Regions from separate parts of the Homo sapiens genome. Here region 1 is linked to region 2. Evidence: chromatin contacts called from ENCODE Hi-C or POLR2A ChIA-PET data. All regions are on one chromosome and are shown on one strand. Each heading gives the region's core, a stretch centred on a gene start or an enhancer-like site at or near the end of the contact. The rest is flanking DNA. Distances are from core to core; before and after follow the strand shown. Region 1 holds the start of NR2F2-AS1 (NR2F2 antisense RNA 1). Region 2 has its middle 110 kb from the start of SPATA8.

Region 1 (4,351 bases), core at 1,298-3,797, 570 kb before region 2:
GGTTATCCCACTGGTGCCCGAGCTGGGGAAGGCAGTCATCTATCAGAACTGGCAGGAAAGGGAGAAGGGAGAGGAATGAGATGGGCAGGGAGGGGAGAGAAAAGGCCAGGCTGTGATCATCTTCACCTGCCCTGAGTCCAGCCTTCCTGTTCAACTATTCCTCGACCTTCGGCTGGGGATGAAGGGGGCGGGGGCGAAAGGGAGGGGGCACCCCCGAGTTACACAAGTGGCCTCCTTCTACTAAGAGAATGAGTTCACCTCCTCCCCAGAGGAGCCTCACCATCCATCCACTCAGTATAACTGATGAGACAAACCGCAAGGAAAAACTTCTGTAGCCCATATTTATGGTATTAATGAATAGTTAAAAAAGATTTACACTTCTTATGATCAATATTCTGAGTTATTTTGCTCAAAGTATATAATTACAGTGTCTTCAGAGTTTTCATCATTGTTTGAGGTGGCAAAACCATTTGTAATTTTCATTAGCCAGTAAACATGTAATTAACATTCAGCACTGTGTTTAACTTAATTCCTGTTTAAGACAAGGACAAGAAGCAGCCGAAGAGCGTTAGTTCCATTTGTCAAGTCTGACATACATCTTACCATAACAGTTTCCTAAAATAAAAGATCCGTGTTTCCCCATTATTCTTCTCTTAAAACAAAACAAAACAAAAATCCATTAGTTAAGACAGTATTAAACTGTGAGAGGCAGCATAGTTTATATTCAATTTTCACTAGTTACCGTATTCTTGCTTCCTTTATTCGTTTTGGGGAGTAGAGAAAGGGAGGGGGTGAATGAAGCATTCATTATCTGAAGGCATGGAATGGGGAACCCCTCCCCCCAAAAGAAATAGATTTCCTCCTCAGGAAAGTTCTAGAATAAGGACCGGAAAGGGGGGAGGCAGAAATCCACAGGGGAGAGGGGGAAAAATCACTTGGGGAGACTTGAGTTAAAAGTAGAAAATGAGGATTCCAAAGGATTCCTAGGAAAAATGTTGCCCTCTTGTCTCAAGTTCTATCTTTGATCCAGGACGAGGGAAGCCTGTCTGCCAGTCTGCGAGGCTGATGCTTTTTCCCCCTCCTCTTCCACCTCTGTTTTTTCCCAACTTGCTTTAGGATTAGCCTCCATCTCTCTCGACCCCAAACAGTGGAATTTGGCTGTGCCTTGGGTCGTCTTGCTTTGCAATATCGCCTATAGTTGTTGGCGGTTTTCTGCTGAGGCTGAGCCGTTTGCTCCAGCCTCCGACTAAACTCATTAAGTTGGGAGATTTTTTTCAATTGGACGGGTGTTTTTAAAGTCTCGTCTTTCCAGCCCCAAACAAGGTGTAACAACGCACTCTTCCTTCTAAGGAATGAGATGAGAGACAAGGATCACTCCAGACATCTCCTACCTACGGTTTGGGGTTTTTTTTCTTAAAGGCGAGGCTTGCATTCCTCAGCAGCTATGTACAAAGCTCCCTGAAACCTTGTCTCTCTAAAGTTAGTGTGCAGGGTTTTCCAAGGCTGAGAGAGCCTAATACATGGGGAAGCACTTCCTTGAGGTGGAAGATCTCTCCCTTCACCTTTCCTCTTTTTCCCTGCAGGCTAGTGCCTACTTTTTATCAGTTTGCACAATCGCTTAGATAAACACCGAGGAGGAGATTCTCTTTAATTATCAAAGACACATCTTTTCAGGGGGCCAACAAAGCATTTATTTCACCCGCCAAACTAAAGGAGAGTTATTCCAGTTTAGGAGGAAGATGCAAGCGGTTTGGGACCTTGAACAAGGCAAATATGGTTTTGGTATGTTTACTTACAGTATTTTTTCTCTCTCTCTTTCCTTTCTCACTTTTCTGCTTGTGCTGTGTGGGGTTGGGGATGACTTGGGGCTTTTCAAAATATCGGTTTGCTAACGTGTATGAAATGCCGAGGACTGTGGTTTAAGGGGTTCGGGGAAGGGGGGATCAGAGTCAATTCAATGCATTGCCATATTTTATTACATGTGTGTGGTAGGAGAGATGGTGGAGGGGGAGGGGGGAAAATACAATTGCAAAGCTGCCAAAATATGATTAAACCGAAGCGTTAAGACTGCGGAGCCTCCTATCTCCTCGTCCTGTCTCCTCAAACTCATTTCCTTCCACAGAGCAAACTAAAAACCAGTCCTATAAAGCGTGGTTTTGCAAGCAGCAGATGACTCGGTTTTCTAGCAAAGGAGCTGCTAGGCTCGCACTAAGTATCAGAATTTACTGTTCGCTTTGCCTCTGCGCTTCATTTTGCAACCTTGTGCAACTGACAGCCAGGCAGGCAGGGAGGGAGAAAAGCCTAGCCCGGCGCCCTCGGCCACGGTTCGGGTAGGCGAGCGCTCGGTTAAGCTAGGAGGAGAATCGCGACGAGAAGGGTACTCACCATCGGGCGGGGCGGTGGAGCTGGCGTGCGGATTTCAGGCAAACGTTTACCTTTTTGCTGTCTATTGCAACCGCGCCGGGCTGACTTAAGAAGCAATTCTGTGCTCTGTCCAGAACATTCAAGGAGCGGTTCCTCATTTTTAAAAAGCCAGCGAGAGAGACGACAGAGACAGAGAGAAAGAAAAAGAGAGGAGGGGGTGAGGGGGACGCACATAAACCCAGTTCAAAAAAAAAAAAAAATCACCTCTTCGCCAGTGACTCGGGAAACGCAGAGGTGGCGAGATCCGAGTACGGTCCAACCAAGCCAGAGCCAATTAATTTTAAATCCTGAAGAATTATTCAGATTAAAATGTACAGAAGTTTCGTTCTCCTATGCCTACGTGAGTCCAAAGTCGTTTCCCTTTAAGAGCTCCTTTTCTTTTAAAGTTGAATTTTAGGCAGCGAGGACTCTTACACTAGGGGGCAGACAGATACTGTACTTGCTCTAATCTTAAGCAATTTTTTCCCTCCCAGCATATGCTCTGATTTAGCACTGTAAATTTTTCAGAGGACCTAACTCTGACAGCCCCTGGTGATTTTCAAAGTACCACAAGCCAGTGGTTAAAAATTGCATTGACTTGGAAGTTCAGAGGGACACAATGGAAGCCCCTTTCCCTATTCATGGAGCTCCAGTGTGGTGGAAGAGAAAAACACACACGGACTAGATTGAGGGAAAGGAGGAATTCAATGAATCCTGGAGGACGGAACTGGTTTCTACTGAGTTCAGAGTTAAACTCGGCATTTGCTGGGGTCTGTATTCATATTGTGATTCAATCTGTAAAGAAATACAGCCCATCAGGCCACTTTCTGCAAGAAAATTATATTCCTGGGTGTTGAGTTTCTTTCTTTTCTTTTTTAGATTAGGGCAAATGTTGTCCCAACTTTCTCTAGGCAAATTAAAGCTTGCCATTCTTCTCATTATAATAAATTTACATCTGCAAAAAAAGACTGAGTTGGATTTTTAAAAAACAACAATAATATATTGATTTTATCTTCTCAGAGCTTTTTAACCTTAGACGCACAGCAAGTGAGCATCTCTGGAGAAGACATTTAAAAATATTTTTGCCCTTTTTTCTTCTCAGTCTGTAGTCTTGTCTCTTCTTCTATGCATTAAAATTAAGTATAATTCATACGGTGATTTTTTTTCTCCCTTGTAACAGCATTTCATAACTGAATGAGTCCTAAAATACAGAGTGAAACACCCCTGACTTTATGGCAGCCCTGTGATCATTTGCCTAGCAGGCTCCAATTTGTTAAGATATGGTTGGGAAATTATTCCATTTTAATCTAAGGCCATCACGCATACTTCAAATTCCAAAAATCTCTAAGTGGACTGGGGAAGCTCTTCCTCCTCGATATTGTTCCTTCCCATGTTTGTAAAAGGTAATCTGCTATGGAAGTCTCATTCAGGAGGTGAGATGAAGATTTCCCTATAATCAATTATTTTCATCCTCTATTGAGATGGGAATGCCCATTAGATTTCCTATCTCAACCCCAGTCTCATCACATCTCAGCTGAGCTTGTCCCGAATCTGCTGACATTTGTAACATTAGCAATTCCTGAATCATAGAGGTTGGAAGGGAAAACAACAACAACTACCAAAAACCTTCTCCTGTGTAATGATTTCTTTTCCATCCTTCTTATCCTCTTTAGGAGAAAGTTATATTGTGTCTCTAATTAACCTGAAATTCTCAGCTTGGCTTCATTCTGTGGCAATCTTATTACACACCAGGTTTATGATAGTTCAGTGTCCACTATAGGTTTGCTGGGCTTTTTTTTTTTTTTTTAACAACTTTCAAATAAACCGAGAACCTGCAGCTTTAGTGAAATACGTGATTTCATCGGAGAAAGAGTGAGGGCTGAGGTTTCGGGAATGAAGCTTAAAGAAGATTTTTCCTTTCCTAAAAACCAGCCCCTATCTGCCCAGA
Region 2 (4,368 bases), core at 307-2,806:
CCTTTTAATGCAGTGTCTTAATTGTGCCAAAGTATTTCCCATGTGACAACTAATAGTTTATTTCTGACTTACAAGTTTGAGAACTTTAACCGTATGTCATGCCTTGCAATATTTTTCATGATGATCTGCTTAAATAACACTATCAGGAATTTTTTTTTGTTTTAAAATCACCTACAAATGATATATATTTTGCATATTGAAAAGACATCATAAGTATATTACATGTAACTTTCTATTTTCTTTAATAAATAATGTGATTGCTTGTATTTAGGATTCATTTACAGACACTTTTCCAACAAAAGACTTACGTACATTAAGTTGAAAATATTGAAAGAAATATCTCAATTGTGATTAAAAATGAAATACCCAGTTAATGGAATATAGAATGCAATTTTTAAAGAAAAACATATGTGCCAGAACCTGAAAAGTTAAGTCTTATTTTTATATTTACTCACTACAAACTGTGAACGTTGCTTTAAATGAAAAATACGTACCTGATTAAACATATAGTTTTAAAGTAGTCCTAAATATAGTATATTTAAAGTAATCCTTCAAAGTAATTCTGAGTTAATAGCATGGGTCCTAATCCTCAGAATGTAATGCTATGTATTCTTTAAAAACGCTGATTTGTATTCATATGATATTTTAAAATGTAAAAGAATAATCATGCTGAGAAAAATCTGACATTGGAAACTGAAGACAACATATAATTTTGTAATTAAAGGTAAATTTTTCATATGTGCAGCATTTGTTGAAGAATTTCTAACTTAAAAATCACTTAAATTTAATTTTACATGTCAAATACATAACTATTTCACTGACACAGGGGAAAGAATTTAATTAGCACTTTAATGTTAATTGTTTATTAATGTGTTAAGCTTATCAAACTGCCTCATTTAACTTAATAGATATTGCTATACTTTCGTATATTATTCTAATAAAGTATACAATTTGGATTTTTTTCCCTTCTTTTTCAAGTTCCCATGCAACACCTACACGTAAACCTGGCCAACTGGTCTGTTAGAACAGAGCGGGGTGTTTCCTGAAGTTTGAACCTAAACTATTAAATAAAACAGTTATCCTGCAAGACCCAAGAGCTATTACTGCCTACTAATGTCGTCTTGCAGATACTTTTTTTGAACAGTACACAAGAAAGTTGATTCATTTCTCTCTCTCTTTGACTATAAGTAGGGGGTTGTCCAACACACACACACACACACACACACACACACACACACACACACACAATTTTTAGTCATTTTTTTCAATTTAAATGATTTGCTATCACAGTTACTCCATCTTTTATCTCTAAAATAGTTTCAACCCTGTTAATGTGTGCATGTACTTTTTTCTTATCAGCCTCTCAGCAGCATTTGTGATTCATAGCAGCCATCAAAGTGATAATAAACTCATTCACAATACTAACAAACACGGGGCTCCCAGTTATTTACGAGGCAAATTCACTGCAAGGCTGGGCTGTGGAACGGGAGAATCAAGATGGTGTTGATTGATAAATTGACAGGTTAATTTACAAGTGGATAATAGGAGTTAGACCCAGAGGGAAAGAAGGAAGGTCTGAATTCTAGCTTGGTTGCACTGCCATCTGTCTTATGCCCAGAAAGCTGCAGGACTGCTGGCTGGCAGGATCAAATACATACACATTCTTCATAACTTAAAGACAAAGACCTCCATTTACTGCTTTTTGATGGGTTTGTTGCCTTGGTTCTTCACACAATTGACCCTCAATATGTCACAAACAGTGCCACGTCTCAGTGTTTTTTATAAGTGCCACTTAGAACATGACTTAGAATAAGTTATTCTGTCAGTTTCACAAAAACAATGAACAAAATTGCTTTCAAGACTATATTTCACAAATATTAATTGTCATTGGATTGTTGAAGAGTGAATGCATTCTTTCAGATTTCCAAAGCCTCTGAGATGTCCTTGTTCTAGGATGTACATCGCCCCCCACCACCCCCACAAAAAACACACATATACCTTTTCTTTTTCATCCTTGGTATTTAGATGCTATCGGTCTAGCTATTTACAAGATAGGGTAAAGCAAATTGTATGAATCTCATGTTAAACATTTGCATCACTGTTTTTCCTAGAGTTTTATTGTTGTAAATTTGAACATATTTCATAATTTTAAACAATAAGTTTACAAAGTTCTTTTCAAAATGGAGTACTAGTGCATTTGTTTATGTTTCATTTCCAGTGAAATATTTTATTGTACAGGCCAGCCATTTTTATTTTAGTTTTGTAGGAACAGGCCATTAAAAATCTTTTAGGTCTTGTGTAACAGGGACATATTATCATAAGTTCTCAGGAAATTGCCTCGATTGGGCTAGTGCCACTGTGAGTTAGATGGCAAATTTGCAACTACTGTCACTTTGGGAGAAAACCTAGTCTTTGGTCTTTTAAAATTGGTTGGTTAGCAGCAGTGGCTATGCTGGGGGCCTCCAAAATTGCCGGGCTGTGGTTCTTACTTGCCAGCACTTATAATTCTGAAAGTCGCCGGTCTCAACCCAAACCTTTTCTCCCCATATCGCTACATTGTAGGCGAACACCCTTCTCAGATTCCAAATCCATTTAATGCTTAGTTCATGTTAAAACTTGGTAGGTTTGAACAAATACTGAGGAGTTCAACACATTTTCAAAGGAAATTGAAAAAGGCACAAAAGAGCATGTCTGCTCAGCTTCTGCAATTCATTACGAAATGCCAACACTAATACTATTTTTAAACAGATTGCTCCTATTAATCAAGGTATTAAAATAAACTATTAAAATTATGCCTCTAGTTGAGTAACATGAGAAAGCCCATGGAAAATATCTGGTCAAGAATGAATGTCAGAAAAATAAAAACAAATAACTTTGCATGCATGGAATTTTATGGTGTCACAAGGTTAAAAATGTCCCCTTAAAGGGTAAATATCCTTTGAAAAGAAAATGCATTTATGTGTGAATGGGAGGTTGAATGGCCTTTACTGCTTTGTTTAAACATAGACAATCATCTTTGTAATTTTTTTTGGCAAGTTGTATATTTTTCAAAAGAGACTCATAAAAGATCGCATGTTTAAGATTGCTAATTTTTCTTGATGTGGTGACTTTTTTATTAAAAGGGAGTCTTTTCTTCAGTAAAGTGTTTAAGTAGTTTTTAAATTTCACAATCTACAGATTGAAAACCTAAATTCTTTCCTCAGACTGTGAAGCAAGGCATTTTCTTTCTGAGGACTACTTAAACTTTGCATTATATATTTTCTATTTAAAGTCTCAGTGACAACAAGTGTTATGCAAAATAGGAAAATAATTGATAAGACAGCTTATAGAAATGTATGCTTTTATACATATTTATATAGGGAATGTAATAGAAGAAAAATATGCTCAAAATTTAGTTTAATACTTATCTCCTGTCTCTAAATTCCAATTGTAAAACTGTTAGATTCATAGAGGCATAATTTCTAATATATTATACTTTTTAACTTAAAATATGTTAACTTCCTAGAGATTTGTTTTTAGTGAATAATTCTCAAACCTCATGACTCCACTAAGATGTAGCAGAACTCGTTTTCATCAGAAGCATGTTGACATGGAAGAGAATAAAGGCCCAATGCAAGAATGGGCAGTCATTGATAATTTTATTTGTTTAAAATTGTGAATTATTTTTAGTAAGTGGACTTCTCTCCCGTGCACAATTAAGAAGAGGCTTTGTCTTTTTTTCTCCTCAGGTACTAAAATAAATTCTGAAGCCAAGATAACAACAACAACAACAACAAAGATATCAGATCTAATATCCCACCCAATTTCTGAGTTAAGCCAGTGACAGGTATATTTCGAAGCAAGACTATTTAGACACATTGATTTTTGTTGTCACTTTCTTCTTATTTCATATGTCACATCAAGGCTTGGAAATCGGATGAATGTAAGAAGGGTCCGCTGATCACTGTTCCTCAGGAGGAATTTTCAAAGTCAGCTAGCTGTGCTTGATGAAAGTGGTCCTGCATAGAGCTCCACTCTGCCTGCAGGGAAGTTTAGGCAAACTACACTTTACCACTTCACTCCTATTACTAGGATTCTTGGTTGTCAAGGAGGCATCTATTTAACTGAAGTCTGGTAAATCTCAAAAGTAAAGTATTAGGGAGGAAAAAAAGCTTAAATCATCTTTTTTCCTCTTACTTCAAAGTCCTTTTAAATGAACATGCAACTCCAATTCTGGTAAACAAATTTTATGAAGTAAGTCGTGCAGGTAATGCGTTCTTCAATTGTATGCTTCCAGGATAACATGTTGACATCCAATCTTTGTGTTTTGAAGAGTTTGTAATAATAAATAGAAATCAATGCTGGAGAGTGAAGGGTGCATCAATTATA

The links. Hi-C counts contacts between places; a loop is a spot of excess contacts on that map. ChIA-PET counts read pairs that join two places held with the same protein, here RNA polymerase II (POLR2A). Pooled maps may share reads with other maps.
Region 1: a map of A673 shows a loop between it and region 2 (9-fold over the local background). The contact joins the promoter of NR2F2-AS1 here to the enhancer-like site in region 2. A Hi-C loop is called at or near these places in 11 of 168 maps with a recorded cell type or tissue (A673, GM12878, HepG2 and 8 more), 6 of 37 single-sample maps with no recorded cell type and 17 of 50 pooled maps. POLR2A ChIA-PET finds 5 or more read pairs at or near these places in 3 of 52 experiments (A673, MCF 10A and Panc1).

The regions. Positions count from the first base shown.
Region 1 is chr15:96,324,571-96,328,921 of GRCh38, forward strand. It overlaps NR2F2-AS1 (NR2F2 antisense RNA 1), which reads right to left and starts at 2,548. Exons shown (of 5, transcript NR_125738.1): 1 at 2,386-2,548. It also overlaps a transcript of NR2F2 not described here.
Region 2 is chr15:96,891,900-96,896,267 of GRCh38, forward strand. No RefSeq gene overlaps it. Among named protein-coding and RNA genes, the nearest start is that of SPATA8, 110 kb to the left of the region's middle. Within about 2 kb of position 1,557, at least 2 of the 41 ENCODE cell types and tissues checked have a DNase peak (open chromatin) inside an H3K27ac peak, as active enhancers do; they include A673, where a contact is called at or near this core.